Regions from separate parts of the Homo sapiens genome. Here region 2 is linked to region 1. Evidence: chromatin loops called from intact Hi-C (ENCODE). Cell type or tissue: mammary epithelial cell. All regions are shown on one strand. Links, peaks and the distances in the headings refer to the core of each region. The heading gives the core; the rest is flanking DNA.

What was found. Hi-C counts contacts between places; a loop is a spot of excess contacts. Peaks named below come from ENCODE experiments on the same cell type or tissue, not always from the same donor. Only the 100,000 strongest peaks of a DNase experiment are listed, where the experiment ranks them.
Region 2: a loop joins it to region 1, with 4 times the contacts of the local background. A loop is called at or near these places in 3 of 110 quality-filtered maps.

Annotation. Positions count from the first base shown.
Region 1 is chr19:17,451,280-17,455,661 of GRCh38, reverse strand. It overlaps NXNL1 (nucleoredoxin like 1), which reads left to right. Exons shown (of 2, transcript NM_138454.2): 2 at 1-237. The coding sequence ends at 15. Among named protein-coding and RNA genes, the nearest start is that of TMEM221, 4.8 kb to the right of the region's middle. In mammary epithelial cell, for the core only: a CTCF peak has its summit at 2,059 (motif pointing left); a DNase peak (open chromatin) is centred at 2,051; H3K27ac peaks cover 175 bases; H3K27me3 peaks cover 109 bases.
Region 2 is chr19:17,684,976-17,689,357 of GRCh38, reverse strand. UNC13A (unc-13 homolog A) reads left to right here and starts at 1,004. Exons shown (of 44, transcript NM_001080421.3): 1 at 1,004-1,180. The coding sequence starts at 1,159. RefSeq lists a silencer at 1,486-1,668 and enhancers at 902-1,862, 1,863-2,824. In mammary epithelial cell, for the core only: no CTCF peak of the experiment used is centred there; no DNase peak of the experiment used is centred there; H3K4me3 peaks cover 252 bases; H3K27me3 peaks cover 1,249 bases.

The sequences.
Region 1 (4,382 bases), core at 100-4,099:
GGGGGGCTGTTCTGACCCGCTAGGGTGGAGGAGAGGAGTGGGGTTTGTTGATGAACCTCCACCCCCACCCCACCCCCGCACGCCTGTAATCCCAGCACTTGGGGAGGCCAAGGCGGGAGGATCGCTTGAGCCCAGAGGTTCGAGATCAACCTGGGCAAGAGAGTGAGACCCTGACTCTACGAAAATTAAAAGTTAGCCCGGTGTGGTGGCGCGCACCTGTGGCTTAGCTACCCTGAAGGCTGAGGTGGGAGAATGGATTGAGTCCGGGAGGTCAAGGCTGCAGCGAACCGTGATCGCACCACTTGCACACTGCACTCCAACCTGAGCGACAGAGGGAGACCCTGTCCCCAAAAACACAAAAGGAAACCCTCCTTCCCCGCCCCGCCCCCGTAAGAGAGCGGGATGGGGGTGGGGGGGTGGGGGTGCCAGGGCGGAGGGCAGGGCCAAGGGCGGATGTTATGACCCCCTAGGGTGGAGGAGTTGGGGTTTGGTGATGAACCCCTCCACTCCGGAGGTGGAGAGCTGGGAGGGAGTGGGGGAGGGATGTGGGGTGGGGGTGCCCCGGCGGAGGGTTGGGGGGGGGTTGCCAAGGCGGAGGGTGGGGCCGAGGGGGGCTGTTCTGACTCCATAGTTGGGGAAGACTGGTGGAGGGGTGACCGGTCTATGAAAAGCCTGCCCCCCACTGCGGAGAGAGAGGGCTGGATGGAAGTCGGAAGGCTGTTCTGAGTCCTCCTCTGCCCCAGGTGGGCAGGCCGCGGGAGGGGAATCTGTAATGAGCCTCTTGGAAGCCGAGGAGAGGGGAGGGGAGGGGATTGTCAGAGATCTGCGCAGGAGTAGGGCGGGACGGAGCTCACTGTGGGAGCACGAGGTAGGGGACTGTCTGGGTTCTGAGCACTCCTCTGGGGGCAGGAGGGGCTGGGGGGCTGTTCTGAGCTCCCATGATGAAGAGGGGTGGAGGCGAAGTGGGGATGGGTAGGGGTGATGTCTGTTTTGAGCCCATCCCCAGGAGGGGTCAGGGCAGAGGGAGTGTAATAAGATCCACAGGGAGAAGCAGGACAGGACCTGGGGAGTCTGTTCTGATCCCCATGCAGGGAAGGGTGGGAGCTAGGATGGAGCGAGTGGCAGGGGATTCTCTCTTCTGAGACATCCCCTCACACCCAGGGATCTGTTCTGGTCTTCCAGGTGCGCATCTGAGCCTCCCTGGCCAGGAGATAAAGTAGGGAGAGCTTTTCAAGGATCTCTATAAATATTTCTGAGACCTGGCTGAGGGGGAGTAATTAATGGCTCCAAAAATGAGAAAATCTAAACTAAAATAGAACAAACGTGCTGAAAACGCCAAGCCCATCCTACATTAAATGAGTTGCCCCCCCCCTTTTTTTTTTTTTGAGACGGAGTTTGGCTCTTGTTGCCCAGGCTGGAGTGCAATGGCACGATCTCGGCTCACCGCAACCTCTGCCTCCCGGGTTGAAGCGATTCTCCTGCCTCAGCCTCCCAAGTAGCTGGGATTACAGGCATACCACCACACCTGACTAATTTTTGTATTTTTAGTAGAGACGGAGTTTCTTCATGTTGGTCAGGCTGGTCTCGAACTCCCGATCTCAGGTGATCTGCCTGCCTCGGCCTCCCAAAGTGCTGGGATTACAGGCGTGAGCCATCGCGTCCGGCCGAGTTGCCCACATATTTCATGCGCAAAATCACAACAATCCTTTAACAACAGATTTATATGTTACACGGATGCATTTCAATATTTGATACCACGTGGGCTGGGGGTCCCGGGCTGCCAGCAGGAGCCAAGAGTCTCCCAGGTCTCCCTCTGTTGCTCGTGGACTGGGGCATTACCAGGGAACACGGCAGAATACAGAAATCAAAAACTCCGATCTAGAACCATCTCCTGGCTTTGTGACCGTGAGATCAACTCCCTTCTCTAAACACTAATCCCTTCCTCTGAAAAATTAGAATTAAAGCCAGGTTCTCCCAGGCAGGTCAGTGAAGAAGGAGGAGCAGGTGCTCACTCGGCTCACGAACTGCTTGGTTGGCCTCTGGCGCCCCCTCGCGGCAGGACGAGATGGCACACTTTCGGGGCAGGGCCTAGCATTCAAATGAGATGCAAATCACTCCTCTCGTGCCCAGTCTCCGGAAAAGGTTTCCTAGGAGTCCACGCGTGTCCATGGAAACTAGCAAGCGTGACTGCGGTGCACGGGAATCTGGCTGACAGGAAGAAGGAGGCTGGGGGCCTGGGAGGCCAGAGGGTCCTGAATACTGGATGACCACCTGATTTCATGCTCACCTCGACTTCCAACCTCCAGGTTGGAAAATTGACCCAGCTCAGGACCCTGGTGCTGCCTGATGCTTCATGTTCCAGCAGCCCTCTCTGGACTGCTGTGGCGCATCTGTGAAATGGGTGCATTGAGTCTGGGCGTGGTGGCTCACTCCTGTAATCCCAACACTTTGGGAGGCCGAGGCAAGTGGATCACCTGAGGTCAGGAGTTCAAGACCAGCCTGGCCACTGTCACAAAACCCCGTCTCTACTAAAAAAAAAAAAAAAATATATATATATATATATATATATATAAATTAGCTGGCGTGGTGGCACGCACCTGTAGTCCCAGCTACTCAGGAGGCTGAGGCATGAGAATCACTTGAACCTGGGAGGCGGAGGTTGCAGTCTGCCAAGATTGCACCCCTGCACTCCAGCCTGGGCGACACAGGGAGACTCTGTCTCAAAAAAATAAAAATCACTTAAATTATCTGTAAATCATACCAGGTTGCCCTTTTCCAACAAATCACAGGCGATGTAACCTGTCAACATTGTTACTATTATTCCAGCCAACATGCAGTGACCAGCCATCCGTATCTGGGCAGTGAGGTTGAGGGAGTCCACTCTCTGTCCCTGTCAGGCTGTGTGCCTTGGACTGTATGGTGGAACTCTCCAAGCCTCACCCCCCATCCCCACCTCCCCACTCCCCACCTGTCTGAGCTGGAATGAGAAGGGCAGCTTAGCAAAAGGCCAAGGTAGATGAGCTCACCATCTACCAAGAGCAGTGTGGGGCCTGCTTGCAGGGTTAACTTTCCAAGTTGAAGCCAGACACCCCCAAACTAGAGAATCACCCCACATACAAACAGCAGGACCAGACCTTGGTATCTGTGTTCCCCCAACCCCAACAAATAATGGCAAAACCTAAGCCAGCACTGCAATGAATGTTGGCCATTTAGGTAAGTGTCCCCTTATTGTGGGGTTTCATGTATGTTTCCACCTCCCCCACCAGGCTGTGAGCACCAGAAGGGAGAGCTGGGCCTGTCTTGGTCACCCCTGGGTCCTCAGAGCCCAGCACGTAGATGGGCTCTCCACTGATGTTCGTCGAATGAATACATGAAAATATCTTGTATCTCTGTATTCCCACCACCCAGAGCAAACTGTAGCCCTGATCCAAATGAATTGCTGAGCCCTCAACGTGAGACTTTTCCTTACCTGGAAAACATGGAAAATTCACCCTAACACTGATGATGATGAAAGAATGAGTGTTGGGCTGAGGCCTGATGAATGAGTGAATGAATCAATCAATCGATCAATCAATTGAAAGAAGGAACAGGTTCTTGCTACATATGAAGAGGCCCAGAGAGGTTAAGGGATGTGCCCAAAGTCACACAGCAAAGAAGGAGGCCACCTGGAAGTGAAGGGTCACCCTCACCCCATACTCTTCCTTGGGGCCATTTTACCTACGAGGCTGAGGGCACAGGGCCCACAAACTCTTTTCAAGGGGCCCCAAAATTTTCAAACCTGAAAAAAAAACTTGATTCCAGTCCAGGCGCAGTGGCTCATGCCTGTAATCCCAGCACTTTGGGAGGCCCAGTGGGTGGATCAGTTGAGCTTAAGAGTTCCAGATGAGCCTGGACAACATAGTAAGACCCCATCGCTACAAAAAAATTAATTAATTAATTTAAAATAGAGAAAGGATTTGAATAGACATTTCTCCAAAGAAGATATATGAACAGCCAAAAAGCCCATGAAAAGATGCTTAACATCATTAGTTATTAGGGAAATGCAAATAAAAACCACAATGAGATATTACTTTATAAGCATCAGAATGACTATTATCAGGGAGGAGGAGGCTGGGTGTGGTGGCTCACTCTGTAATCCCCCAGCACTTCAGGAGGCTGAGGTGAGAGGATCACTTGGGCATAAGAAGTTTGAGACAAGACCAACATAGCAAGACCCCATCTCTACAAAAAAATTTTAAAAACTGGCTGGGTATGGTGGCTCACACCTGTAATTCCAACACTCTGGGAGGCCGAGGTGGGAGGATCACTTGAGGCAGGAGTTTGAGACCAGCCTGGCCAACATGGTGAAACCCTGTTTCTACTAAAAATACAAAAATTAGCTG
Region 2 (4,382 bases), core at 150-4,149, 230 kb before region 1:
CCCCTGAGGTCAAGTGTTCAAGACCAGGCTGGCCAACATGGTGAAACCTCGTCTCTACTAAAAATAAAAAAAATAAAATAAAAAAAAAAAGCTGGGCATGGTGGCATGCGCCTGTAGTCCCAGCTACTCGGGGAGGCTGAGGCAGGAGAATCTCTTGATCCCAGGAGGCAGAGGTTGCAGTGAGCCAAGATTGCGTCACTGCATTCCAGCCTGGGCTGCAGAGGGAGACTCCATCTAAAAAAAAGAAAAGTGGGGAGGAGTGGCAGAGTTTCGTTCGGGTCAGGGCCCAATCAGAGGAAGGGATAGGGGCTGGGGGAGTCCAGAGAGGAGAAACAAAGGCTCAGCTTGGGGCAGTCAGGGAAGCCTTCCTGGAGGAGAGGATATTCAGACAAGACATTGATGGATGAAAAGGAGTTCAGAGTGTGGGCAAGGACCCATGGGCTGGATGGCTTAGAGACATAGAGAGAGACCTAGACAGGATGCAGTAGAGCTGCAAAAAGACTTTACAGAGAGAGGCTAAGAGACACATGACTGAGAGAGCAGTGGACAGAGTCAGAGGAACAGAGACCCAGGGAGAGAAAGAGACCAGGCAGTAGAGTTAGAGAGACAGAGACGTAGAGACAGAGGAAGAGAGATACTCAGAGAACAGGACCATCTGCCCGGTGCTGGTGCCGGGCGTACACACAAGAGCTTGCATTTGCCTGTACTTGCTTGAGTATTGCAGGGAGGCGTTTGCCCAGGTTACCAGGGCAGGAATGTCCATGCATGGGTGGCGGGGGCACGTGCACCATTTCAGTGCAGGTGAGGGTCTGCACAGGAGGAAACCTGCTTGGGGGCCGCCGTCGCCCCTTGTCCCCCTGCAACGAGGAGGTGTGGGGCGAGGCGCCCCTTCCCGGAGCCAGGCCCTTTAACGCCCCCCCAGCCCGCAGCGCCCCCGCCCCATCAGGCGTCCCTGGGCTCCGCCTGCCCGCCCCGCATCAGCGCCACGTCAGGCGCTGTCCGCGCCCCCGGTGCTGAACCAAGATGGCCGGTGGCGGCCGGGCCCCGGCGTGAGCCAAGCGCGGGCTGCAGCCGGGAGATGCCCCAGCCCAGCGGCCGCTGAGCCCGACCCGACAGAGCCGGCCCGGCCGCCTCCGGCCCACCTGCGAGCTCGGAGACATGTCTCTGCTTTGCGTTGGAGGTAGGAGGCGAGGCTGGGGGTCGGGGGACCCGTGTGGACGCGGGCTGGGGTCGGGGTCCGCGTGGATGCGGCTCCCAGGGGGTTCCTGGGGGGTGACCCGAGTCCAGGTGGCTGGACTTTTGAGAGGGGTAGCCCTTGTCGACGCAGCTGGGCCCCGGAGGGGGTGATCCGTGTAGACGCGGCAGGGCTCTCGGGGGTCCTGGTGGCCGCTGCTGGAGGGGTCGTGTGGACGCGGCTGAACGCGGAGGCCCGTGTGGACGTGGACGGGTATCCGGGGTTCTACCCGGAAACGATCTAGACTGGGGCGTCTGTGTAGACCAGGTTTTTAGAGGGTCAGTGAGGAAGAGTCTGGGCTCGGTAGTTTGATTGAAGCCTGCAGGGGTGCTTGGAAGGGGTCTGGTGTTGTGGGCTGGGTTACGGGTCCTCATGGACGCGGACCCGGCTGGAAATTCGAAGGAGAGTGCGGTGGGAGGGTTCTCCAAGCCGTGGGGATGTAAGATATAGGTAGAGGGGCTTGGCCATCAGGGCATCCACGAGTTCTAGGACTCTCCCAGCCCTAGGTGTAAAGAGGACTGGAGTGGGGGGAGTGTGGAGACAGGAGACCCCTCCCAGCGTCCAGAGAGGGCTGTGACTGGAGGTCTGGGGGCGCTTTTCCAGTTAACTCTTTGGCCTCCCGAGTGAGGGGGTTGGAGGAATGTCCAGAAGGTCTTCCCGCTCCCTGCCCCCTCCGGTTCTCCCAAACACGTTTCAGGGCCTTCTCGGCAGGGAGCCTACTTCTTGGAAGAGCAATGTCTCCTGGTCCCCCTCCTGGCCCATCCTCACCTCACCCACTTTGCACTGGAGAGAGGGAGGGAGGGAGACGTGAGGTGGGGGGGGAGCTATTTTGGGGCCAGAACGCCATCTGCACAGAGGCCCACGCCCAGGCCCACGCTCTGCGTTGGGGTTGGAGGAGGGAGGGAGACGTGGGAGGGGCATGACCCCCCACCCCACACCTTTATGGCTCTGGGGTCGTGGGGAAGCCAGCCCAACCGAACCCAGGCGTTCTGGGCACTCCCGTTTGAGAAATCAAACTCTGGGAGACCTTGGGCGGCAGGGGTGGATGTGGACCGCCGTTCCACGCCTACAGAGCTCTGAACCCCTGGTTCTTAAGGACTGGGGTCCCCCCGTCACTCCCACCCATTTCAAGAAGGCTGGGGTGGGGGAAGGGGTGTGTCTGCCAAGCCTGAGACTGCAGGCTTCGGGAGACCTCGGGCGACAGGAAGCGTGCGTGTGCTGAACTCCTGCTGCCTGGACACAGGGTGGGCAGGCCGGGGAGCCGGGAACCGCCCCCGCCGCCCCTCCTCCTCCCTCCCCTCCCCCTCGGCCGATTCATTCACAAACCCTGCCCCGCCCGCCCGCTCCCCGCCGCGGCAGCTTCCGAGTGCAAATCCGGCCGGGCTGGGCCGGCGTGGACGCGGGTGTTCTTAAAGGGACAGGGGCCTACTTTCTCTAAGCTCGTTTCTGCTGGACGGGGCTGGGGGTGGTGGAAGAAGGGTCCCTAGAGTCAAAGGTCAACTCCTCCATCCCCTAGCCTCCAGGCCTATGGAGTTAGGGGAGTAGGGAAGTGAAGGAGACCCCTAGGCGACCCCCACCGCCTAGGCCTGAGGACGGAATGGGAGGAGAACTTGAATGTCCAGACCCCCTACTGACCTCTCCCCCTGCTCTAAGTAGCCGGGCTCTTAAAGGTGGCACTGGAGGAGGTTCCGACGTGGGTGTTCTTGGCTGACTCCTCTATCCTCTCTCTTCTCCCCCCAGCATCCCGCCCCACCCCGCCTCACATCCTCCAAGTTGGGCTTCTCTGGAAGGTTTGCCTAGTGGAGTGGGGGGGGGGGGGGGGGGGCGGGGATCTCACCCTTAACTCTGACGCAAACAGGAGGCTCGGCTGCGGGGGTGGCATTAAGGGGGGGCAGCAGGAGGCAAGAGGGATGAGGCTTCCAGAAACAGAGACGTTGGGGGAGGACTGTGCTGGATTCTGTGGACTTTACAGGGAGGGGCCCGGCTGAGTGGAGAGGAATCGCTGGGAGGGGCAAGGCTGGGGAAGAGGTTGACAGGGGTGGGAGGTAAGGCCCTCAGGTGTAAAGGGAGGTGTGAGGTTGGAGTGAGGAGGAGTAGGAGGCAGGGAGGGGTGGGGAGAGGGAGAAGTGCTGGGTGAGGCCAGTCTCCCAGGGAGAGGTGGGATGGTGCCCAGAGAGGGGAGGGGCTGGGATGGCTGAGCACGAGAGATGTTGGGGTGGGCTTGGCAGGAGTGAAGCTAGGCTGAGATGGGTTGCCGTGTTGCCTGAGCTCAGCTGAGGAAATACCTGTCCCCCCTCCCCTCCACCGGGGACCCACAGGCGTTTGCCAATCCCTACACACATTCATACCCAGACTTGTTCCTGTGTGGACACAAATGCTTAGGATGTATGAAGGCTCTACGCAGACCATGTGCCTGGGAAGGCACATTCCGTAGGCACACGTGTGTACTCAAATGCCTGTGTGAACACAAGCATACACGTGTATATAGGACACAGTCTGCCGCTACAGATATAGTCCCAGCAACACACGTGTGAGTGTGTGTGTCTGCCAGCACGCATATAGATGTATCCACGTGTCTGATGAATGCTCACAATATACATGTCACATAAAGATCCACCCATGTCCAGCCGAGCGCGGTGGCTCAGGCCTGTAATCTCATCACTTTGACTTTGGGAGGCCAAGGTGGGCAGATCACTTGAGGTCAGGAGTTCAAGACCAGCCTGGCCAACATGGTGAAACTTTGTCACTGCTAAAAAATAAAAAAAATTAGCCAGGTGTGGTGGCGCGCACCTGTAGTCTCAGCTACTCGGGAGGCTGAGGAAGGAGAATCACTTGAATAGGGGAGGTGGAGGTTGCAGTGAGCTGAGATCCTGCCACTGTACTCCAGCCTGGGCAACACAGTGAGACTCTGTCTCAAAAAAAAAGATTCACTCATGTCCTAACACTCAGACATGTACCCATACATATCTGTTAAGGTCCCCAACCCCATGAAGCACATATATATTCATATAAGCACATGTCAAAGCCATGTGTGTATGCACATGACAACACTTGCCTGGACATTCAAAGCAGCCCCTTTCAACAAGTGGATGATGATGCATACAAGTAAATACACATTTGAGTATTTCATTGCACACAAGTGCATACA